Regions from separate parts of the Mus musculus genome. Here regions 1 and 3 are each linked to region 2. Evidence: chromatin loops called from intact Hi-C (ENCODE). Cell type or tissue: left cerebral cortex. All regions are shown on one strand.

What was found. Peaks named below come from ENCODE experiments on the same cell type or tissue, not always from the same donor. Only the 100,000 strongest peaks of a DNase experiment are listed, where the experiment ranks them.
Region 1: it touches region 2 in a loop (2.7-fold over the local background); 5 of 42 quality-filtered maps call a loop at or near these places.
Region 3: it touches region 2 in a loop (2.2-fold over the local background); 3 of 42 quality-filtered maps call a loop at or near these places.

The regions. Positions count from the first base shown.
Region 1 is chr2:27,231,652-27,239,651 of GRCm38, reverse strand. It overlaps Sardh (sarcosine dehydrogenase), which reads left to right. Exons shown (of 21, transcript NM_138665.2): 5 at 1-37; 6 at 185-285; 7 at 4,070-4,174; 8 at 5,232-5,361. Among named protein-coding and RNA genes, the nearest start is that of Sardh, 12 kb to the left of the region's middle. In left cerebral cortex, CTCF peaks have their summits at 2,104 (motif pointing right) and 3,745 (motif pointing right); DNase peaks (open chromatin) are centred at 2,118, 3,747 and 7,059; H3K27ac peaks cover 594 bases.
Region 2 is chr2:27,138,261-27,146,260 of GRCm38, reverse strand. It overlaps Fam163b (family with sequence similarity 163, member B), which reads left to right and starts at 3,784. Exons shown (of 3, transcript NM_175427.4): 1 at 3,784-4,101. It overlaps Dbhos (dopamine beta hydroxylase, opposite strand), which reads left to right. Exons shown (of 7, transcript NR_040524.1): 7 at 1-1,363. In left cerebral cortex, no CTCF peak of the experiment used is centred here; DNase peaks (open chromatin) are centred at 1,084, 3,770 and 3,984; H3K4me3 peaks cover 2,724 bases; H3K27ac peaks cover 1,866 bases.
Region 3 is chr2:27,206,540-27,214,539 of GRCm38, reverse strand. It overlaps Sardh (sarcosine dehydrogenase), which reads left to right. Exons shown (of 21, transcript NM_138665.2): 17 at 3,436-3,529. Among named protein-coding and RNA genes, the nearest start is that of Sardh, 37 kb to the left of the region's middle. In left cerebral cortex, CTCF peaks have their summits at 2,101 and 4,073 (motif pointing left); DNase peaks (open chromatin) are centred at 2,121 and 4,067; H3K27ac peaks cover 408 bases.

The DNA.
Region 1 (8,000 bases), 93 kb before region 2:
GGCTCCATCCAGACACCCTGTGTGGTCAACTGTGCAGGTTGGAACGCTGTTCCCCTGACTCCCACAGCTCAGGTCCTACCCACAAAGGACGCCTTTCTTGGGTGGGAAGTCAGGGTAGGCAGGAATTCTGAGGTGCCCCGTGCCCACTCGGGTGGCAGCTGAGTGTTCTCCATTCTGCCTCCAGGAGTGTGGGCGAGCAAGGTGGGCCGCATGGCTGGAGTGAAGGTCCCGCTGGTGGCCATGCACCATGCTTACGTCGTCACTGAGCGCATCGAGGGGATCCAGGTAAGTGATGGCGCTGGCGAACTCAGGACTTCCCCTAAAACCCGAGTTTGGACACAGTCAAATGGCACAACCCTCAGCTTTAGACTCCACTTCTGGGTGCAATGGGGACCTTCTGGGTGGTGGCAGACGCTGTGAATTTGATGGTGCAGGCTACTTTGGTCACCAGGGCCTGGCTTCTCTTTGAATCTCTAGTCTGGTAATCATGGCTACCAAGCTGGGCCATAGGCATCCAGTTTGGCTTTGTTCAGTGTCCTGGGCCTGAGTTTCAGAGAAATCAAGTGTGCTAAGTCCTGACTTATGACTCTGGTTCCTGGCACACAGCACCTCTGAGAGCCTCTGCTGAGGGAGCCCCAGACCTTGTGTGCCTCCCGCTCTCCCCTCTCTTGGTCTTCTTTCCTATGTTGTTGGCTGGGACTTTTCTGGTGCCTTACCACTGATTCCTCGTTCCCCTCACCAATCATCTGAGCACATCTTCCTCTTCCCTCTTGCCTCCTCCATCAAACCCACTACTTCCCCATCACGCCTTCCACCCTCCTCTCCTCTTCCTACCTTCTTCCCCTCTCTTTTATCCTCCATCATTCTCTTTCCATCCCTCTATCCTTTAAATCTTTATCTTATGTGCACTGGTGTTTTGCTTGCATGCATGTCTGTCTGTGTGAGGATGCTCACACACTTATGAGCTGCCGTGTGGGTGCTGGGACTAGAACCCCGGTCCTGGGAAATCAGTCAGTGCTCTTAACTCTGAGCCGTCTGCAGCCCCCCTTTATTCTTTTTGCCCTCCCATCCTTTTCTCACCATTCATTTCTTTCCTTCTATCCTTCTTGCCACCCTCCCACCTTCCATTCCTCCTCTATGCCTTCTTCCATCTATGCAGCCACTCCCCCATCCCCTTGTTCATCATCCATCTTTCCATCCCTTCTTTATTGCCTTCCATCCACCCACCCATCCATGACCCATCCCTCCTCCCCATTTACCATTCCCTTCCTCTATTCCACCATCATTCACCTACTTGCTAATTCTTTCAATGGGCATCTAATCCTGTCTCCAGCCAGTACTGACTGGAGGGGCTTCATGTTCCAGACCCTGCTCCGGGTGGTGGTGGGGAGAGAGAGACCCCCCACCCCAGTTTTTGCTTGAAGAGAAAAGGGGATCCTGCAGATAAGCAAAGGAGCAACTCCCAAAGGAGCCTCGAAGGGTTCTGGAAGGGAACCCTCCCAGGGTTCAGAGGCCCAGTGTAGGGCAGAGCCTGTCCTAAAGGACCATACAAAGTCACACAACTGACTTCCCTTAGGCCAATCAAATGTGGCTGGGCATGGGCTGCCTAACATCCCTAGCCAAGACTGGAGGACCAGTTGATCTTTTGGTAGCTCCTTGGAGGAGGAGAAGGCCACACCTCAGTGGGGATTTGAGGATGATGGAGGAGGTCACAGAGCATTTGGTTTTGATTTTGATTGACATTTCAGAGATCTAAGCCATAGGTTGTGGGGTGGGGATAGCATGAGAAGCCAGATTGCTCTTGTTTAGGGCCCAGTGATGATAGTCTTAGACAACTGCACACCTCCTCTTGCCCATGCTAGAAGCCTTGTTCCTAGGGCCTGCCTCCCCCACTTTGCATGAACCTGGCTTCCTTTCCGCCTCCAAGATGTGAAGTCTGGACGTTTCACAGTGTGAATGTAGGGGATAGCACAACAAAAACCTGGGTCTGGTCGGCTCCTGTCATTGTTCCTAGAGTAACTCCCCCTGAACACACAGTATGTCCTTACTCACAGAGACACCATGCTGACCCTGTACCAAAGGTCAGAGCTGTGGGGAGAACTTATTCCTCAGGTGGCCACCAGGGGTCACTCTCTGACCATAAAGGGCCCCAGGAGCGCCAGCCTAAGCCTGAGAAGGTGTAAATGGGAGAGGGGGGCAGTGGATGTGTCCTGGGTTGAGGGTAGCCACAGGGTGTCCACTGAGGGGCACCACTCCTCACTCCTAGCTAAAGTCTCCCTCCTGGGAAACATTAGGACAGCCTGCAGGTTCATTTATCTCCCTCCCATGAATCTCAAAATCAGAGCCAAGCTGCAAGGTCCCGGAGTGCCTGTGGGTATGCATATGGATAGGGCTTCGCTGTTTTAAGACTGTGCAGGGTACAGTCTGGAGTAATGAGAGAGTTCTCAGGACCCATCCCTCCATAGAGAAGGCTCTATGAGTTTAGCCCTGCCTAGTGCTGGGGCTAGGCAGGAGGCAGAGCCAGGTCTCAGACTTGCCCACTGCTGTGGTTCCACTCTGTGCTGAGGAGAGTCCTAAGGCTGAGGGCTTTGTATCAGGTGTCTTCTTGCCCATGTTAGCTGAGGAAGCTCCCTGCATGTGCTGTAGGATATTGTCCTCCCATAATATCAGGCTCTGGCTACAGACAAGGGCTCAATCAAGGCTTGGGTGTCCATCTTCTGTGGTAGCTTTGAGAAGCTGCTCTGGTCCTAGCCAGCTCTGCTCTGACCTTCTTGTGGCCATGGGCCCGTCCCATTCAAGACATGGTTTGCCCGTTTCTTCATTTTCATCTTCCTCCCATCTGCTTCTGCCGAGTGATGGTTACCCCATGCAGATGCCAAGCCCAGGGCCGAGCCCAGGCTGTGGATTAGAAGTCCACATCTTCCCACTTAGCCTAGGAGGGTGCAGTCATTGTTCTAAGCCTCCAGGTTCCCTTTTCTTCCTTTAACATTTTTATAGCATTCATGCATTTGTGTGTGTGTGTGTGTGTGTGTGTGTGTGCATCTCTGGAGGTCAAAGAATAAGTTATGAGGTTGGTCCTTCTACCATGTGGGTACCTGAGATCAGACATGGGGTTATCAGTCTCAGTGGCAAGCTCCTTTACCCAGTGAGCCATCTCGCTGGGCCAGCTTTCTTTTCCTCTCCCACTCCTTTTCTTATTTGTGCTCAGCCTCACCGTCTGGGTCTCATGTAGCTCAGGCTACTCTTGGGCTAATTTTGTAGTCAAGGATGACCTGGAATCCCTGATCGTCTAGCACCACGACGCCCAGTCCATGCAGTGCTGGAGACAGAACTTGCTGAGGATTTCAAACGTGCTGGCAAGCAGTCTACCAACGGAGCCACAGCCTCAGCGCTGCTTCCTTTTCTGCAGCATGGGTAGTAATTGTGTATGGGGCTGTGCTGAAGCAGAGCAAGGTGATGTGGTGAGCAAATACTAGCCTCTAGCAGGAGCTCATGGGGGTAGCGATGATGATGTCCAGCAATCAGGCTGACTTCCAGGAGGAAGCAGTCAGCAGGGTTTGAAGCAGCTGGGGAAGATTTGGGGACAGAATTGGAGTGGAGCCATATTGTCCACCCGAGTAGGGTGGACTCCTGTATGGAGAGAGCAGTGGAGTTGCTGGGCAGACACATGTGTGCTGAACCTAGGAGAGGCAGTACTGAGGGGGAGGGACATCCTGCCGAGACAGGAGCATGGGCTTCCTGGCCACCAGGGGTCTCCACAATCCTGTGCTATTTTGCTCTGGGATTCCTTTATCTTTGGAGTATTAGTGCTGCTGGTCTTGGAAGGGCTGACTGTTATTATTTTAAAACAGTATTTAGTTATCGAAAATATGGCAGTGCTTCTGAAAGCAGTCCTGAACTCAGGCACTGTGAGCAGGGCCTCTTCGACGTGTTCCTGTCTGTCTCTTTCTGCTCATCTCCAGTGTAGGCGAAGGTGCCACAGTCCACCCAGAGCTGGGCCTTCCCCAGTGCATAGGGACCAGTCCTAAAGGCTGCTTGAAGCTTGTGGTCTCTCTGCTTTGCCTTCCAGAACATGCCCAATGTCCGGGATCACGATGCTTCTGTCTACCTCCGACTGCAGGGGGATGCCTTGTCTGTGGGTGGCTATGAGGCCAACCCTATCTTTTGGGAGGAGGTAAGACACCCCCCTCAAGGGTCCCATGGTGGAAAGGCAGAGGTGCCTTGGCCTCACCCAACTTGAGTGCTTCTGAGAGCTAGCACTCAGCTATACCAGAAGCCAGGGTGGGATGGTCTCCCACCTTAGCATGAGACAAAGCCGGGACTCTAGAAGAACTGAGAAATGACCTAGCCCTTTGTTGGCCAGCAGCAATGATGGACCTTCTGAGGCCCCCCCCCTGCCCCTCTGTCCCTCTCCATGGCCACAGTGGGGCCTCAGGACTGGAGGACAATCCAGATGTCCACAAACAGACTGACTAGACGGCGATTCTGGGCCAAATGCCACTTTAGTTCTGGGAAGGGTGGGGGACACTAAGATAATGGCCCCTGCCCCAAACTGTCTGGAGGTAAGGAGTCAAACAAAAGTTCACAGGGTTGAGTAGCGCAATGTGGGTGGTGACTGCACCCCAAGTCTAGTTAGTAGGTCCTAGATCGTCAAAGAGGTCGGGCTGAAGGCACAGGAGGGCTGGATGGCCAGTTGCTAAGGTTGTAGTGGCCTAGGAGTAGCTCCAGCTTGCCCCTGACATAGGATCCCCTCACCCCCTTTAGGCAGGGTCTCTCTATGAAGCTCTAACTGTCTCAGAACTCACTATGTAGACCAGGCTGACCTTAAACTCCCAGTGCCTCCCACCTGCCTTTCTTAAAATCAGAAGGGTTGCCAAAAGACCGAGCACAGGGGAGTGGTTGGGAGGGCAAGCACACGGAGGGTTTTGAGCAGTTGTGGTAGGTAACTGGGAGCTATTGGAGGCTCTACGGAAGGGTGGGCACTGTATGGTTTGAGAGAATGTGTTAAAGGCAAGAAGCTGGAGTCCAGATGGAGACCACAGAAACAGTCCAGGAAAACTAGATGGGGGATGGGCCCAGGAAGGATTGTGAGCCCACAGGTAAATCCCACTCTGTCTCATCTGATCTGCTTCCCTCCCTGGCTGGGGGCTGGAGCTGTGTCATAGGTGGGCCTGGAAGGATCAGTGCTTTTCTCCTGGCTGATTGACAGATTCTCTGTGCTTCCTTTGTAGGTGTCAGACAAATTTGCCTTTGGCCTCTTTGACCTGGACTGGGATGTGTTCACCCAGCACATTGAAGGCGCCATTAACCGTGTCCCTGTGTTGGAGAAGACGGGGATCAAGTCCACTGTCTGTGGTCCTGGTGAGTGGGGAGACTGAGCCTGGAGCAGAGGCATTCTTTAGCCAGCCTGGATGCCAGCGCCTTCCTGAGAGGGACCTGTCTCACGTTCTCTGGGTTTAGCTAGGTGGCTCTTAATTTTCCTCTCTAGAAGAAAACCCAACCTAGCAAGGGCAGCCATGTAAACCTGGGCATGAAGCCCGTCACACTCCGTCCTCCACAATGAGACTCTAGATCCCATTCGTCCCCAGAACATGGGGTTTTTGTCTGTAAAATGGGAATGTGGGATCCTGTCACCATGTGAGACAGAATAAAGACAGGAATAAGGACTCTGTCTCTAGCAAAGTGGTCACCTGGTAAAGCTCCAACTCTGCCCCCACCCCAATTGTCATTTCCCTGGCCAGGGTCCCCAGCCACTGCTCTTGGGTAGCCAGAACTCTGTAGGGTTAGAGGTAAGCTGGGCATCGAGAGATACCTGGCCAGGGGGTTCCTCTGTGGTCTCCAGGAGGCTGAGAAGAAGGTGAGTTTAGCTCTCAGACCTTTCTCTTTAGCTTATTTACAGAGTAGCCACTGTTTACAGGGCACCCCAGGCTCCATCCCACAGTGAGGATCCTAGAAAGGAGGCAATGCTGGAAAGTAGTTCATCAGACCCTGCGCCTGATAATATAGTGTGAGTTTCAGGCAGTCACACACCCTTGGGATGAGTGTGGTGCAACGGCCCAGCAGCTCCACACGCCTAGGGCCTGTGTACTTTTTCTTGCTAAAGTCAATCCTTTTCTTGGGCAAGGGGTCCCAGCCTGGCAGGGGAGACACAGGTATGCCTAGAAGAAGGAACCTGTCTTAGTTATTTTACATATTACTGTGGCAAAATGCCCCAAAAGGGCAACTTAAGGTCAAGGATACAGTCCATCATGGCAGAGAAGCCCTGGACTGAGAGCTTGAGGCGGAGCTTCAGGTTGTATCACAGTCAGGAAGCAGAGAGATGGGTGATGGAGCTCAGTCTAGGACCCCTGCCCAGGGGATGGGGCTGTCCCCGTTTACCCTGTCATGGGCATGCCTTGGAGATAACCTAATGGAGATAAGTACTCTCGGTTGAGAGGCTAGCCGCCTGGGTAATTCTAGATCCTGCCAAGGTGAGGAGAAGCAGTATCAGCCATCACAGCGCCAGTCGGTGCTGGCTTGAGGTGGAAACTACACATGGCCAGGTAGAAATGTGGCCTCAGAAGAGTCTCAGTGGTGTGTGTCCTCCCTTTAATGGGGAGAACTTGAAAGCCAAGCTCAGAAAGATGCGGGATAGCCCAAAGGGTTAGGCTGAGCAGTCCTGGGAACCCCTGGACACCACAGTGTGTGACCTGGGAGGTAGAGACAGGACACTGCTCAGCAGAGGGAGCACGGGACTGAGAAGTCACAGGCCGTGCCAAGCTGGTAGCAAAGGTTTATGGATGAAAGGGGAATCAGGAGGCTAAGGGACTTTTATGGGGCAAAGTGGCCAGTCCACCTCGGGAGAGACAAAGGGTCCTAGATGGAGGGTGGTGTGGCCTTCTGGCGAGTCCAGCCCTCACTGTCTAGGCATGTTTGGAGACTACAGAGCAGCCAGCTCAGTCTGTAATACCGGGTGCAGTCCCAGGGAGACCAGATGGAATCAGTAGCTAGCCTCCACGAGCAGGCTAAGAGCACGCCTTATCTGGGATGTGGGCGAGGGCTGTGACTCATGTCCCTGCTCAGCCAGAGAGGGACCGATGGTGAGAAAAACAGGAAGAATCCCAGGGGGCATGAATGTCCCCAGCGGCTCTCTTTGTCTAATTAGCCTGGAAACTGTCACTCCCCCATGGGGCCCTATTTTGGGGAAGTGTGCTTGCAGAGACAACTTGAGTCTGGTCTCTTAACAGTGACTGTAGGTTTAGGGGTGGGGGTGGGTAGCTCTTCTCCTTGCCAGACAGCTCAGAGTCTTGGGCCTCTGGGTTTTAGAGATGTCCCAGTCCCAGACTCTGGGGAGGTTTAGGGCAGATAGAGCTCACTGGCTTAGGCTGAGAATTCAGAGCCAAGGTGCAAGAGAGCTTCTGGGAGTTTCTCAGACTTGCCTATGTCAAAAATCTAAAGGACTCTATACCCCACACTTGCCCCCAGCTCCCACAAATCTGCTCGGGATGCCACGGGACATGTGCAGGGCTGAACCTCGAGAGAAATGCCGAGCTCATTCTTGGCCAGTGCGTATAGTGTGGCAGCTCAGGAGACCCTCTGATTTGGCCTTTCACAGCCTGTATAAGGACCATTTCTTGTTGTCTAATATGATTGATGTCCAGCATTGGCCTTACATGTCTTTGAACTGAGATCCAGGGATGGGCCTTCCTGCGAAGTCTATCTCCACAGGAACGAGGGCTTGGTCCCTTGGTCCCTGCAACTTCCTACTATTTGAAAGCCTCTTTCCTCTCAGTCTGTCCGGTTACCCTCAGCTCAGACGCTCTGCCCATCAGCAGCTGAGGCTCTGAGCACCCTTTGAGGAGCAGGATAGGTGTGTTAGTTTTCTACCTGCAGGTGCTAAGGACCTGGCATTGGATCCGTGCACCTTTGCTGACTGACTGGAGACAGCTGAGCCCAGCCAGACAGCTTTCTCTTCTGTGATAAAGCATTGGGCAGTAACAGTTCATAGCATACAGGATTGT
Region 2 (8,000 bases):
GCATAACCAATCCGGGTGTGAGACACGCCCCTCCTAGGCCTATAAAAGCAGCACCAGTTCTGGGCTCGAAGTCTTTTCGCCTCTACAATCAAGCTCTCCCAATAAACGTGTGTAGAAGGATCCTGTTGCAGCGTCGTTCTTCCTGGCCAGTCGAGCGCGCGCAAGACTCAGCAATAGAAACGTTTATACCTGCCAACCAGCCAACACCATCCCTTCCAAAACCTCCTAGGTGTTCTGGGCAGAAAGGGTCCCCACCAACCTTCAGTTCAGTATGTCTGGAGTCTTAAGTTGGCTCCTTCCGGAGGATTCCCCGAAAGAGAATTGGACATTGTTCCTGGCCTTGGCTCTGTAGAAGCCTCTTTCCTTTAGGAGAGCTTTGTTCTTCTGGTCTGCAGAATGACACTCCCAGTCATGAGCAGAAGCTGGGTGGGTGCCCTTCAAGCCAGAGGACCCACTGTCCAGTGGCCAAGCACCTGACAAAGGCAGTTTACAGATGGAAGTGTTTATGTGGGCTCACAATTTGAGGGTCTGTCCCACCCTGGTGGAGACACTTTGTATCTATGGTCAGGAAGTAGAGAGGGATGAACGCTGGTACCCAGCTCATCTCTTCCTCTTATTCAGCCCAGCATTCTGACCCACAGGATGCTATTCTTACACTCAGTGTGCATTTTCTAATCTCAGTTAACCTAATCTACAAACTCTTTCCCAGGCACACTTACAAGTTTGTCTCTTCAGTGATTCTAGGTCTTGCCATTGGGTTAATTGAAGATATTAACCCACTGTGATGTGTAGGTAGATCTGAGTGCACATAATCCCCACCATGGTCACTTTTTTCTCCCACACCCCACCAGAAAGTGTGCTCTGAGCTTGGATATTTGCAAAACACTGGAGAGAAGTTGGTGTCTCTGATGAAGGCTATCAACCCTCATCCCTGAAGTTGCTCATATTCAAAGGTCCCACTTTCATAGCATAAAAGACTGCTCTTACAAAAGCCTCATTTGCCCAGACTGGAAAGCAAGCCTTGCAAACTGCCCTGCACGTTGCTGTGTGTTGGACAGTTTTCAACACCTCCACCATCTGTTGGCTGAGTTACATCCGCTAAACTGTATGTTGTAAAAAGATGGGGACAGGACTGAAGTTGCATGGCAACTGGAAAACCTGCTGAAGAGGAATGGCCAGTCCTGCCTCATAGCCTGCTGCCACCCAGCCTGGAGAACTGAATTCTAGAGGCTAGACTTCTTTTGTTTGTACCAGGACTTGCTGTTTCAGGAAACCTGATGGTATGTGGTTTCTATGAAGTCAGCTCCCTTTTTCTGTTTTTACAAATGAGCTTAAAAAATAAAATCAAGGCATGATTTCATACACAAAAACAAGCTAAGTGGAGACCACTGTACTGTTATCCAAATGAAATCTGCTCTGTGCATTTCTCTGTCGGCTGTGTGGTTTGGGGAAAGTCACATTGACCTTCTGTAATTGTTTTGAAGCTAAGGTAAGGAAGACTGGAGGGATGGCTCAGCAGATAATGCACTTGCGGAAGCACAAGGATCAGAGTCTTGATTCCCAGCACCCACCAAGGGCTGAGATGTGTCTGTAACTCCAGCTTTAGGGGCAAGCAGAAAGGGGAGGAGCCTGGGTACTCGCTAGCTAGCCGGTTTAGCCAAAACAGAAAATTTCAGGAGAGTGACAGAAGAAGACAGCTAACGTTGTTGACCTCAGACCTCTATATGAAAGCACACTGGTACACATGTGTGTACTGCTGTGAGGCATTGAAACCAGTCACAGTTTAAATGAGACAAATACCACTAAATAAAGTCACACCATCGCAAGTGCTGGGGAAGCATCTCTCTGCTCCACACAGGAAGGAGTAATAACTCAGAGCCTAGGGTAAAAGGCCAAGCCACTTCTTGGATGCTTGGCTGCTCAGACCATGGCTACCAGACTTACAGTCTTGGAGCAGACATGGATATGTGACAAAGTGGAAGTGTGGATGAGCTGCTGGCAAAGGCAGGGCTTGATGGTGAGGCCTCTTTTTGAAAATTTCTGGCACACGTTTGACAGCATCTAAGGATCTGAGACAATCACCAAAAGGCAAGTAAGTAGTCCTGATTGAGACTGAGTGGAAAGTCAGGACTGATGGTTGCAGGAGTTGATTGGCTGGCCGGCCTGTGGTTTCCTCTTGGCACTCTCCAGGGCTCTCTGACCTCCCTTATATAGAATCATCTGGAGCCAATTGTCCTATCTCAGACTGGGACATTGGCGAGTGTGGGAGATCTTGGGAGTCATCAAGTCCCAGCTCTGTTCTGTTGCCAAGGACTCTGTCGTTTGTTCTCACCTGCAAGACAGGTTCTGGCTGACTCTCCCTGGCCCTTGCTGAGCTGGCTAAATGAGACAATGTGTGCAAGTGTTTAGCACTGCGTCTGGAATGTGTTGCACACATAACAATTGATGTTTACTGTGAGATAAGAGCCTGCTTCAAGCAGGCTCTGAGTACAGTTAATTAATGAATCAAACACAGCCACCAGTCCCTGGAGAAATGAGGCAGGTGACAATTAATTACCCATCTCAAAAGGAGTAGAGATACTTAAAGGCGGGGTCATCTCTTCCTGGTAGTTAAGTGGGATAAAGGATTGTTCCCAGTTTGTTATAAGGCACACCAAGAATATGGTCATTGCTGAGGAGTTCAGTGAGGACCCTTAAGAAGGAAGGATCAGCAGGGAAGTGGGCAGAGTGAGTGTGTGTGTGTGTGTGTGTGTGTGTGTGTGTGCACGTGTGCATGCTCACGCAGGCGTCTGACTAAAGCACCTGCTTCCTTGGCTCTGTGGCATATCTTGGAATGACTTGCTGGTCTTTCTATGCCCAGCCAGTGGGCAAAGGGGAAGGAAACTCCACCAGCTCCCTAGCCCCTCAATATGGGCTGACATATGTCCTCCCCACAAGGACAGAGCTTCTTACAGAGCATCGTGTCGTTCCTGGCACAATCCAGTACCCATACAGTACCCTTAGTGGTCCAGGGAGTTTTCTCAGAGTGTGGTATATTCTAACTCAAAGCCTCATTCAATACCTACTCCCCTTAGGTTGAGGTCTGCAGCCACAGCCCTCTCCGGAATATCTTCCAGAATGGGGCTTATCTTGGGAACATATTTCTCAAAAGGAAAGGCCAGAAAGTTCTTCATTTCCACTCAAATCTGACTTGCTTTAACTTCCAACCACTGCCCTAATGCTGTACTTGGGGGTAAAGTAGCAGAGATTTGCTTCCTTCCCAATGGCTAGAAACCTGAGTCAGCCAAGGCCTCAGTCACCAACCAGCCCAGTGCAGACTGTACACTACACCAGACTGATCCAGAGAATAAACGGAGCAAAGGCAAACGTTTATCAAGTACTTAGGGTGTGCTATGCCTGTGGACATCTTTGCCTTTCATCTTCAGATCAGCCTTAAAGGCCCTGCTGTCAGTTACCCCAGAAACAAGAAGGACCAGGGACCTGCTCCAAGGTTGTGCTTTCCAGAGTCAGGTAAATCCCATCACCACAGAGACCAAAGCTCAAAGAGAAAGAAACAGGCTGGTGGAGATCCGTGAGAACCCCGCAGGGCGCGCACAACAGTGTGGGTCCCTAGACCTTGCATGTGAGCTCAGCCGCAGGGGGGAGGGAGGTGGGGGGAGGGGGGCGGACGCGGACCAGCGTCAGCACCAGGGACAGTTCCTCGCCTGCTCCCCGCAGCCGCCGCCGACGGCGCGCGCAGGGCTGCAGCGCGCACTCCTCAGCAGGCTAGCGCGCGCGCGCCCTCCCCTCCAGCGCGCGCCCCGCGCCCGGGACTAGGCTGGAGTCGCGCGTGCCGCTCGCAGAGAGGCAGCTGGGTGTCCAGAGCCGTGGCCGCAGCGCGCAGCTGGCAGAGAGTCTCTCCTGGCCACGCACTTGCCTCCTCTGGGGCCTCCAGGAGTCTCTTGGCGCTCACTTTGCCAGCCCGGCCCCAGCAGGCGCCACCGGCCTCGGCCTGGGCTGCATTTGCTGCTACTCGCTGTGCCCCGGACAGAGGGACGCCCGCCCCGTCACGTGTGTCCAAGTCCTCCGCCAGCCGGGGCAGCGTGGTTCCCATGGTTCAAGGTAAGGGCCAAGCGGGTGCGCAGGTCACGGTGTGAGAGCAAGCAACGCAGGCTGGGAAGCCCGGGCTCTGTGCCCACCTCGTCTACAGTACGTACTGCAGCCTGCCCTGGCCACCTTTCATCAGGTGCCCTGACCTATCTACACAGGTGCCTGTACAGCATCACCCATCCAATTGCTTCCCTCCCTCCAAGAGCCTGAGATGGGCAGTGGGGTTCTAGGTGAGAGGCCGAGGAACCCACGGACAGAAGAGAGGTTCTACTTCCCTCCAAGGGTGACTTGCCTGAGGGAAGGGGTATGGGGAGAGAAAGTTTGTCGGAAGAGACTGGAAACCTAGCTCCATTCATCCTTTCTTGCCTGGAGCTGAGATATTTGGTTTCAGGAGGTGAGGCTTGCCTCCCACCAGGTTGCTGCCGAATGCTTGCCCTGGGCTACTGCTGGCATCCATTCTGTCCAGCCTATGTATGAAAGGCTTGAGGGTTCCGTTTGACAGAGGAGGAAACAAAGGCTTAGAAAAGTTGGTTTCTTGTCCAAGGTCACGGTTAACAGGTGGTGGAACCTCTGTCGCTGCTTTCCCACATTGTTGGAAACCTCATCTTAAATAGTGCGGGCAGGAGGGGGCATGCCCGGCAGGCAGCTGTGTTTTTCCAGCCAAACACCAAAATCCGAAAAGCAGGTTCACATTCAGTGTCACACGGGTGCACATTCTCTGCTGATGTGACTCCAGGGCAAGAAACCTAGGTGACAAGTCCCCAGACCTTTCTGCAGGGTCCCTTGTCCCTTCTGGGGAAGCTGGAGTTAAGGGGTCTGCAGAGAGTGCCAGGCTGCTCCCCTGTGGTCTTCTCACCCCTGTGCCAGTCAAAGTCTTGGTAGGGTTCAGGGACAGCTTCCACCTCCCAGAAGTTTATGGTTACAGAAAAGCGCATAGGCCCATCTTCCCACCCTCCTCTTCTTGAGATAGAATTGAGAGTGAAGACTCCATGCCAAGGGTCTTGAAGACTCAAGAATTGACACCTCTGGCCAGTAGAAGGTGGTTGAAACTGTCCATGACACATGGGCTACAGGCTTGCTAAGTACATACAACCTTGTGTGGCTTTGAGAAGTTCTTTTCCCTCCTGAGGCCAGGGGCTCACTTCTGTCTTCTCTCTCTCTCTCTCCATCCCTTTCTTTGGTGGTCATGTGTAGTACATTTGCCTTATGCCATAGAAAAGATGGATAGAGTGGCCTTGTGCTGGAGTCTTTGTCCCTGTCACCTGAGCTCCTGTTGGACTGGTTGGTACTGACCCACTTACCAAGCCCGGAGATGCCTCCTGGAAAGGTCTAGGGTCTGGGAGGAGGTACAACTTCCAAAATGGGTGCCTGGAATACCTGTTGGGGGTGGGGGTCTGTAGAATATCACTGGCTCTCTGGGGCAAGCCAGTGCCACAAGATGTGGGAGCCCAGGATGTGCTGTACCGTCTCTCCTGTAAGTGGGAGATATCCCCAGAGCCTCAGGCCTCTGCTGTGCCAGCACAGGTAACATTGAAAAGGAACTTACAGAGATGGTGGGCACAGACTGAGGAGTCAAGACTTTGCCCAGCTCTGCCCTTCTTCCTGGGTGACCTTGGGTCGGTCCCTGTTCCTTTCTAAATCTCAGATCGAGGAGATGGTCTCACATGCCCTGGGGTTCCTCTCAGCGCCCCCTATTCCCTCCCATCCCATCCTCTAACCATGTAGTCGCCCAGGTTTTTTCCTTTGGCCTGGATCTAAGTGTCTAAGTCTGGTGCTGGTTCTGAATGAGGCTTTACTACTTAGAGACCCGTGCCTGCAGACCCAGCAATCCCATGAGGAAGGATGATAAAGCTCAAAGCAGAAATTTGTCACCTCACAGTCAATTATATTGGATCTAAACTCTCATGGATTGAGTGGAAGGCAGAGTGGCTGCCCAGACTGTCCACTCTGCTCCCACCCCACCACTACCCCCTCTTCCTCTTCATGCCCTAACCTGGGTGGCGGGAAAGTTATGATTTCTATAGTGGGAATGTAGATCCAGGGCCCAGGTTTTTAGGCAGATCCCTCAGCAACATCATCTACAAAAACAGGCGCTTCTGCCTTCCTGTGGCTGTTTGGTGGCACCTGTGCAGGCCTGGCCTGGAGCATCGTGAGGATGTAGTAGGGCAGGAAGGGACCTCCTGTCTACCTTGTTACTATCTTTTCTGTGAGGTCCCTGCAGTCTCTGTCCCTCTGGATTCATCTAGGCTGGAGCTGCAGTACCTGCAAGCTCCTCTCCTTCTCTCCTCCCAAATCTCTCCATTCCCCCCAGGAATAGGGCTCCTGGAAGAGGCTTAAGTTGTTGAAGTCACCCCTGACCCAGTCCTCTGCCTTGTCTCCCTTGCTGGGGGTTTCCCTAGAAGGCCCTGCTAGCCCAAGTCACAGGGATGCTGTGGCCAGAACTCCTAACTAATGGAAAGCTGGGGTGCAGAGCCTGGCATGTGGGCTCCTGATTTACACTCCTAAGATATGACACAGGGACTTTGTTCCTAACTTCCAGGGGTCTTGTGAGGGAGGTGGCTGGAGATGGTCTGGGGGTCAGATCCAGGCTGTAAGCTATGTTCTGTAAGTGGGCTTTATGCAAAAGTCTAAACCTTGGTGGACAGACCTGGCGTTAACACTGTGGGCTTTGATACAGAGACTGACTGGAGAGGAAAGGCAGGGGGACTCAGAAGAGCTTACCATGTCCATTTGGAACAGGACGGTAGGCAGTGAGCAAATGCCACCCGTTTGGGGTGCGGTGGTAGGTTGGAGTAGTTGTGAATGTGTACCAGGACTAAATAAACATCACTGCGACTGGCCTTCATTAGGATCTGGGATGAACTGTGAGTGGGTGAGGAGAAGGGCTTTTTCCTTCAGTACCAAGGTAGCACCCGACTGTACATCCCACCCCAGTGGATGCTGCTGCTTTCTTCTGGGTCCTCCCAGCCCACCCAAAGGGGCATCTGTGGGAGTGGCTCTAACCAGATCAAGCCAGTCCCCTGTGCCTGTGTCTAACTTCCCCAGTAACAGGACTGAGGAGATGGCTTGGTTGGTAAAGTGCTTGCCTTGGGAGCAGGAGGACATGAGTTTGATCTCTAGAACCTATGAGGGGGAGCCAGAACAGCCAGGCATGGTGTGAATGCCTGTAATTCCAGGACTGGAAAGGTAGAGACAGGCAGAGAGCCTGGGGCTTGCTGGCCAGCCACCCAAGTCTGTTGGAAAAGGTCCATGCCAGCAGGAGACAGTATCTCAAATACAAGGTAGATAGAGCCAGAGGAATGACACCAGATGTTCTCTGGTGTGCGCAGGTGCACACGCAAGCACACACACACACACACACACACACACACACACACACACACTCACACATACACCTGAAAGCACTTCTGTAGTGAGTTGGTTGGGATGAGGGCTGTGCTGCTATCTGGGAGTCGTAAGAGGAACAGATAGAGATCTGAGCAGTGGTTGGGGAACAAGCCAGACTCCTAGGGTCACAGCCACATTCACCACCTCCATGGCTGCTAAGGGTGGCAGGGTGGTACAACCTTAGGGACTGTGCTTATGTCTAAAGTGTGTGTTCCTAGTGAGGCTACTTAACCCCTTGTTCCCTGGGTTCTTTATCCATGCTGTATGTTGGTCCAGCTTCCTAGAAGAGTCTTTATACTACCGGGAACCTCCCATGGGGCTCATTTCCTGACCAAATCGGAAGATGGCCTCAGAGCAGACCAGGATGCCTTTGTCAAACAGGCGAAGTGTAGCTGGTCTTAGCTACTTTGTAGGTTCTTCTTCTTCTTCTTTTTTCCCCTTTATTCCCTTCCGCAGCCCGTTTCACACCCTATCACTAGATAGGAGAGAAAGGATAGAGGAGAGAGACAGAGACAGACAGACAC
Region 3 (8,000 bases), 68 kb before region 2:
AGGAAAAAAAATGAACAATGCATTGTGAACAGCCACCAACTAAGTCCAGCCAGTTGTGGAGCTGACCTGGCCTCCACTGCTGATGCTGCTCAGAGACCTGTGGAGGAGAAGGGTGGGGGAAGGGAGAGACGGAGGGGTGGGGAGGTGCTCTGTTGCTGTGATGGAATATCTGTAAAACAGTTAACTAGGGGGTGAAGGGCTTGTTTTTAGTCATAGGATCAAGGGGACAGGGGCAGAGAGAGAGAGAGAGAGTGAGAAGGACAGACAGATTCAAAGGGATAGGGGAAGGATGTGGGGGAGAGGAGAGAAAGAGCAAAAGGGGAAAGAAGAGGGAGAGCAGGAGATCATGTGACAAGGGCTTATGACTTTTCCTTTTGTGTTCTATCTGATGCCCATGCTGCCTACATTCAGAGCTCCAGGGAACACACTTGGATGCTCTCCCTCTGAATCTCCCAATTTCCCTCCAGGCCAAGCAGGGTGATGTACATCCCAAGTGTCTGTGAATGTTCTTTTTCTTACTGATGGAACAGAGGTGGAGACATTTGCCAGGGCCACACCGTTTCTGGGAAGGGAGGCAGAAGGACATGGGAAGCCTCTTGACCTTTCAGGTGTTCTCATATCCTCATCAACACACTAGTCGCCAAGTCAAACCGTCGTGAGGAGCTACACCTTGGTTAACCAGCAGGGCCTGCCATGTGCTGCCCAGAGACGGACCCGTGCTTGGTGCTTGGTGGAGCCCCTGAGCCTAGATGGGAAGTAGAAGAAGGGAGAGACAGGGAAGAAGGGAGTCACTTCTTGGGGGTAGGGGCCCCAGGGGACCAGTATGACAAACTTGGTTGTTTGGTGACATCTCTTCCTCCCTGGGTATCCTGCTGGGACTCTGGCTAGTGTGCTTAGACCCTACCCTGGCACCTTGGGGTTGACCAAACTAGTTACTTCTTGCTGAGTCCAGATCCTGCCCACTGCTCTGAGAGCAGGAGAGGCACCAGGTAAAACAAGTCTTTGCTGAGCCTTCAGGGAGGCCAGGAAGAGGGAGTGGCAGGTGTTGTGGACAGCACTGCAACCGGTGGGGGCACGAAAACCATTTACTCCAGAATTTAGAGGGCTTAGCATCTGGCTGCAGGGGCCAGTGGTGCTGTGGGCATGGCTTTCAATACTCCTCCTGGGTGGGGGGAAGCCCATATGTCAACCTGAAGGAGTGGAGTTCTACCTGCTGCATTAGAGGCCCTTCCTGGCCCAAAGGAGACTCCAGCTTCATTGCATGCTGACCTTGGACAGGAACAGGCTATTTTTAGAGTAAGGGAGGCCAGTGGGTGAAGCGAGATGGAAGGAGTGAGGATACCAGGCAGTCTGATCAAGATGCAGCCCCAGGGAGCAGCTGGGGGCAGCCTCCAGGCTGGCAGCTCCCCACTCTCCAACCTCTTTCTCACCTCTTCCAGAAGGCTCTCTCCTGTTTCCCATATAATTAGTAATGTCACTAGCTCAAATCGAACAGGCCTAGTTCCTAAGCTACGTGGGGAGCACTTAGCACAGCACCTGGGTTCTGGGAGGTACTGTACAGCAGCTGCCGAGCCTTCACTTGGCTCTTGACCCCTCTGTCTGCTGCATTTCTCAAGTTGATGAGCTTCATTCAGTTCATACAGCCTCCTATAGTTGCTGGGGGCAGACAGAGCTATGTGGGATGGCCACAATTGTCACTCAGCATGAGCCCCAGGTGCTAGATACATGGTTTTGTGATTCTATGAGGGTTCTCTAAAGCTCCACTTGGCAGCCACAGCCAAGGCCCAGGAGGTGCTGGGACTGGCCCCTAGGACTCCAGCTGGACTCTTTCCCCAGGCCACCTGTTCTCCAATGAAGGACTATAACCTTGGCAGACCTGGGTGGCTGTCCTCTGGGGCTGACACCCCAGCCTTCGTCACAGTCCTTCAAGCCCCACTTTAGAGGCTGTATGTAGTGGCATCTATGCCTCATGAGGAAGAAAACACAGCTCTGTATTCTGCCAGACTACCTCTCTGCTGTGTGGCTGCCCCCGGGGCTGTGGGAGCCTGGGTTCTAGGAGGTCTGGAGGCAGCAGAGCAGAGCTGAACCTCTAGGGCTAACACCACGTGGGGCTGGGGTTACATAAGGATCTTGGCAGAAGGCAGTGGCTGAGCACCTCAGGCGGGCGTGGGTGGCAGCTCCCAGCTCTGTGGGGTGGGGATTTGGGCTGGCTGCACTTCTGAGCACTTGCTGCAGCCCCCTGGGACCCCTTATGGTTAGAAGTGGGCGTGTCTCCAGGCCTAGGGTACTTGCTCTTCTGCCTGTGTTGAGCCCAGAGGCTTGCAGTTGGCATCACTCGCCAGATAACTGTGTTCAAGCAGTAGGCGGTGTAGGGTCCTATTGCCCTGGCTTAGAGGGCTGGGCACAGCAAAGAGAGAGAAAAATGGCAGACACCTCTGTAGTCACACAGGGACCCCTGGGGAGGGAATCCAGGGGCACTGCCTAGAGGAGGTGACTACTGGATGGGTCAAGAGCTGAAGGGTGACAGAGGGTCAAATATGACAAGGAGCAGGGCTGGAGAATGGAGGGACACAGGAGAGGTGACCTGGGAGGGGGTGTGTGGGCTTGTGGTAGGTGGGCTTGGGGCGTGGGCCTGCAGGATCTTGTCTGTTTCACAGCAGCAGGGCCTGAGCTGGGCTGCAGCAGAGTAGGGAGGTGAGAGAGGGAGACTGGCTGAGGCTGGTGCAGAACAATAGAATGTACCTCAACGGCACAGCTCAGAGTAGCAATGGACATGTGAGGACGGAGCGTGATGTGGTTTAGAAAAACAGTGGACATGACAGTAGGACTCACTGTGATGTGATATGGTTTGAAGAAGATGCGTCCAGTGCTGTAAGGACACCCAGCCATGAGCACTAGGTATGGCCCTGTTCTCTTGTCCACCAGGCTGGGACTCTAATCTCTCTGCCTCCTTGTGACTCCTGTGAGGCTGAGACCCACTGCAGGCAGGACTCTTGGGTTTGGTTGGGGGATGCACCAGGTGATGGTGGTGGTGGCAGTGACAGCAGTGGTGGTGGTAATGGAGGTGGAGGAGCAGTACAGTGTCCTATGCTCCCTGCTGAGTCCTGTCTACTCACCACAGCTTGACCTTTGACTCTGCTATATAAAACAGAGGCACAATTGCCAGTTCCTCGCAGTGACCACCATTGTGACTCAGGTGGGATCCAGGGTGCTTGGTAGTTGAATAACTCTATTTTAGTTGACCATCCTGTAGCGAGAACTCACCTATAGCCCGGCTTCCCTGACAGCCCACAGGAAGGTGGCTTTCTCATATGGTGGCACTTGTAGCCTGTCCCTACCAGGTCGTCTAGATTTATTGTCTTCCTCCCGCTGGTATTGGCTCACTGGCCAGGAACACCTGAGGTTGTGACTCACAGACTCTGTTCTTGTTCACAGCCGTGACATCCTGCAGGATGTGCTTGATGCTGACCTGAGCAACGAGGCCTTCCCCTTCTCCACCCACCAGCTGGTGAGAGCCGCCGGGCACCTGGTAGGTAGCAGTGACCGTCAGCCTCTGGGGGCTGGAGTGTGGTGGCGGCAACTTTTAGCAAAGGTTGGGTGGGCCTGGGAGTCTGGTACTTTCGGGCAAGTCTCTTTATCTCCCTGGGCCTCAACTCCCAAGGTCTGTCAGAGATGCTGGCAGCCAGCCTGACCCAGGAGGGAGCTCAGAGAGGCATGATGGCATCAAGATGCAGTGCCATGTGATTTCCTCCTGGTTTCCTGGCAAGTGACAAAGCCCAGCTCTTCCGCGGTTATGGCTATCATCTTCATCAGGGTCCCCTGGGACTCCGGGGGCTCTCTGGGTGATGCTGGGTAGGGAATCTGGGCCCTAGCTCCTGGCTGGCCCCCGCCATTTCCTGGGCCTCAGACTCCTGGCTGGGGAATACACGTTGTGCTTTCCATCTGGGATTCTCAAGGCTGATGGAGAAGGTGATGATGCCATATACCAAGTATCATTATCCCCTCCCAGGGGGGATTAGAGATCCTGACCTTGGCCCATAGGTCCCGGCAGTGCCCCCTAGTGGTGACTCTGAGAGGTGTGTCCTGGCAAGGCTGGCTTGCCCACGAAGGCCATCCTGGATCATTTATTTTCCGCAGCTTTTGCAGGGGCCCCAGGCCGGGCTGCATGAGTGTTACTTCCCTAGACTGAGTTTAGAGAATCTGGATGTCTTGCCCAGGTTGCCCAAATGACAATGCCCCCCAAAACAAAGATCTGTGCTGGTGACACACATGCCTGCAGCGGGGCAAGGACACTGTTAGGCATGTTCTGTCCTCTCTACTTGGCCATCTCTAGGGTTTTTTTTTTTTTTTTTTTTTTTTGTGGAGAGATGTGGAGGGCTATCAGTTGGAGAATGAGATTCCTGCCCACAAAAGGGCCAGACATCCTGGGACCAGGCTGGAACCTGTCAGCAAATAAACAGAGTGGCGCTGAGTGCTAAGGAGGATGCTGCCAGCGGGAGCGGGTGATAAAGGCCGCCACGTGGGCTGCACTCCACCTCCCCTCTGGAAGCTGCACCAGGGTTCAGGAAGTGGGGTGGGGGTTCTCTGTCTAGCTTGTTTCCTGCCTCATTAATGCAAAGCTGCTTGCTGGGACCAGAGAGGGTAGGTGCTCTGAAAGAGTAGTGGGGTGGGGTCCTAGGACATGGCAGCCTCCAGACCTTCAGACTCTCTAGCTTGGGTTGTTCATGAGGGCATCCTGGTGGCATTTGTGTTGGTATATTCAGCATCCAGAGTCCAGTTTTGATCAGGGCTGGGTTCTGCTGTGTGGAGGAAAGGAAAGCCGTGTCCCGCTTCCACTGTGCCGAGGCTTGGCACAGCCTCAGCCTGTGTGTGGTTTGGATGTTCGTGGAGGGAAGACCAGGTGGGAATATATCCCCTCCTGTCAAGATCAGCATCCTCCCACCACTAGCAGGACCACCGTGGGGTCGGGTGGGGGGAGCAGCGTGGGGTTCCCAACTCCAGCTGCTTCCTCCCATGGGACCCTGTCCTGGCCATGGCTGCCTCCCAGCCCTCCCAGGCTGCCCGGGAATCTTCACCTGGGGCCTGGGAGTTAGGCCAGGGCCCAGGCTGAGCTGACACAGCTCATATTGCCCAGGGTCACGGGCAGGCCAAGCCCCAAAGTAAGTGTCTGGTCTGGGGATCATGTATTCACTGGCTACTCGTGCCTCTGCCAAGCTGACTTATGGTGGCATAAGATACATATGAAATAATGCCCATGGCCTGGCTCACAGTATAGGCCTGCCATCCCAGCTGTGCAGACACCAAGGCAGAAGAACTGAACGTTCAAGATCAGCCTGGTCAACTTAGTAAGAGCCTGCCTCAAAATAACAAGTAAACAGAGAGCTGTGCTGTAGCTCAGTGGTAGAGTGCTTGTCTGGCGTGTGTGAAAGCCCAGGTTCAACTCCAGCGTTATAAAAAACAAGCAGGAGGAAGAAAGAAAGAAAGAAAGAAAGAAAGAAAGAAAGAAAGAAAGAAAGAAAGAAAGAAAGGAGAAAGAAAGGAAAGAAAGAAAGAAAGAAAGGAAAGAGAGAGAGAGAAAGAGAGAGAGAGAGAAAAAGAAAGAAAGAAAGAGCCACAAACACCAGCATTCTGTTTCCAACCATAGCTGTGCAGCAAAGGCTGGGTACCCAGTCCAACTCAGACCTCACTTCCGTAGCACATCCTTGGGACACAACCTTGACCTCACTCGGCCTTGCTTCTTTCAGCTCTGGAATAGGGTTGTGGTCCAGAGCCCATGGCATGATTACATAAAGATGGCCTTCTCCATGTGGCAAAGACACACTGACCAGCACAGGTCACCAAACGCTTGGCTGTGTTGTAAAATATGAGAAAACTCAAGAAAGCTCAGCCATCCATCCCTAGAGGCTGGTGTGTCTACTTCATGACAACATCTGCCTGTTTGTAACTGTGCCAGGCCTGTTCTCTGCACAATGGCCGTGGTCCTCACATCGCTCTGTTCTCTAGTTGTGCTTGTTCTTTGCCCACTCCCCTGCCTTAGTGGTAACCACGTTCAAACATCATGGGGTCCATGTCTTCTCTTGGAAGCAGCCTAGCGGCAGATGTCTTTGTACACGGTGCTATGAGTTTTCTGTCCAGAGAAAGGAACTGGTAAGTGAACCCACTGAGTCAGACAGCCTGCCCTACCCGCTTATTCTTGGCCACACCCCTTTCCAGTGCTGTCCTACATCTGGCAGGAGAGGAGAAGACTGTGCTCTCAAGACCAGGGTTCTTGTCTTGGGGAGACTGATTGTGCAGTGAGCTGGGAAGCCCAGAATCCTGCAGATCCCTGAGGATTACATGCCTAGGAGAACATGGTACATGAGAGAGCATCCAACATGGGACGACTCTGGGTCCTATTTCAACCAGCTGGTCACACAGTGGGGCTATCAGATGGATGGGCCCATGTCTTTGAGGCCAGACATTGGCAATGCCTCGTCAAAGCTGGCTCCCTGGCAGTTTCTGCCAATGTACCTCCTGGTACCGTGTACATATGGCACCAGTGTGGACCATCAGAGTTCTAGTGTTTGGATCTGAACCCTTGGTGTATTCCTATTGTACAGCTGCCCCACCCCCCAGCAGCCCCTCCCCTGGCTCTAGAATGAATTCCAGATGTGTTGGCTAAAAGCACCTGTGGGACTGGGCCAGACCTAGTGATGAGAAGGAAGGTGCAGCCCGCTCTCTGTGAGTGCATCCCCACCCATAGGCTCAAGGGAGCTTGCAGCTGCAGCTCAGGGCAGTGGAGAATGGCTGCCACTGCCCAGGGGATGGACTGAGAGTCCCTGGAAGTGCTCACAGGGAGGATTGGGCCTTTGTTAAGTTTGACGTGGAGATGCCAGTGTCTTGTTGCCCAGCTGCCAGCAACCATGAGCCTGGGGGCCACTTCCCTGAGAAGATGAGCTAGTCTCATAATGTATGGTTCACTATAACACAAGAAAAGTCTGCCGTGGGGTAGATTTGAAACACCCAGAAACACTTGACGCCTGGTCCTGAGCACAGCTAGCTATTCTCGCTTATCCTGCTTCCTCAGAGATCATGGCCACACAGTTGGGAGGATCTCTGAGGACAGGGCTTGCCAGGTCATTGAACAGAGCTCCAGGGACATGCAGGCTAGAGTAGGAGTGGAGGCACAGGCTGCAGCTGAGGTTACGTAAGACTGTGCCCTGCCAGGGACTCCTGTCCCAGTGACCCCACCTTCTCCCAAGGGCCTGAAAGAGGGTTAGGCCAAAGAGAACAAGACTGTTCCGGTGGCGTCCATGCTATGGTTTGGGCTGACCTGGAAAGTTGTCTCTCAGTGTGGCTCAGGACACACACCTCAGTGGCTTAAGCCTCTCCATAACTTAGCCAACAATAAGTGACAGTTTAGCCTCTGGTGGCACTTCAAGCTGTAGAGGCTGGCTGGTCACTGCCCTGACCCCAGAGGTGGGGCACACAGGCAAGTGGGGGAGGGAACAGGGAGCTGGGCAACAGATATGAAAGGGTAGTATATACCAACACTTCTGCGCTACCCTGACCCTCAGAACAGGGAGGTAGATGTTGGCCTGTTGGCCTGGAGTCTTATGCCTGTCTTCTTGGGCCTCAGTTTCCTCGGCAACAGTACAAAGTCTAGACAATGTCAAAAGTGCTTTGTGGTGCGTCACATATATCTGCTCAAATACTGAATCCTCTTGGAATCCAGGGGAAATTTCATATTCTAAGTGATATCTTGTGCTGGCTTAAAACTGTGTTGACAAACTGTCCATCAGCATGTGGAGGCTCTGGGGCCAGAACATGGAGCCAGGCCACGTATTTATAGATCAGTTGGCGTCTAGCCCACCAGCTGCAGGAGAGGAATGTGTGTGTCTGCGTAGTCAGCAAATGCCAGGTCGAGCAGAGACGTGAGCAATGACTTTGGTGAGCGCCAAGTTCCGCAGACCCTGTCCTGTGGACCAAGGCCCAGGACCCTGCTGTGGCTGCCAGGTTCC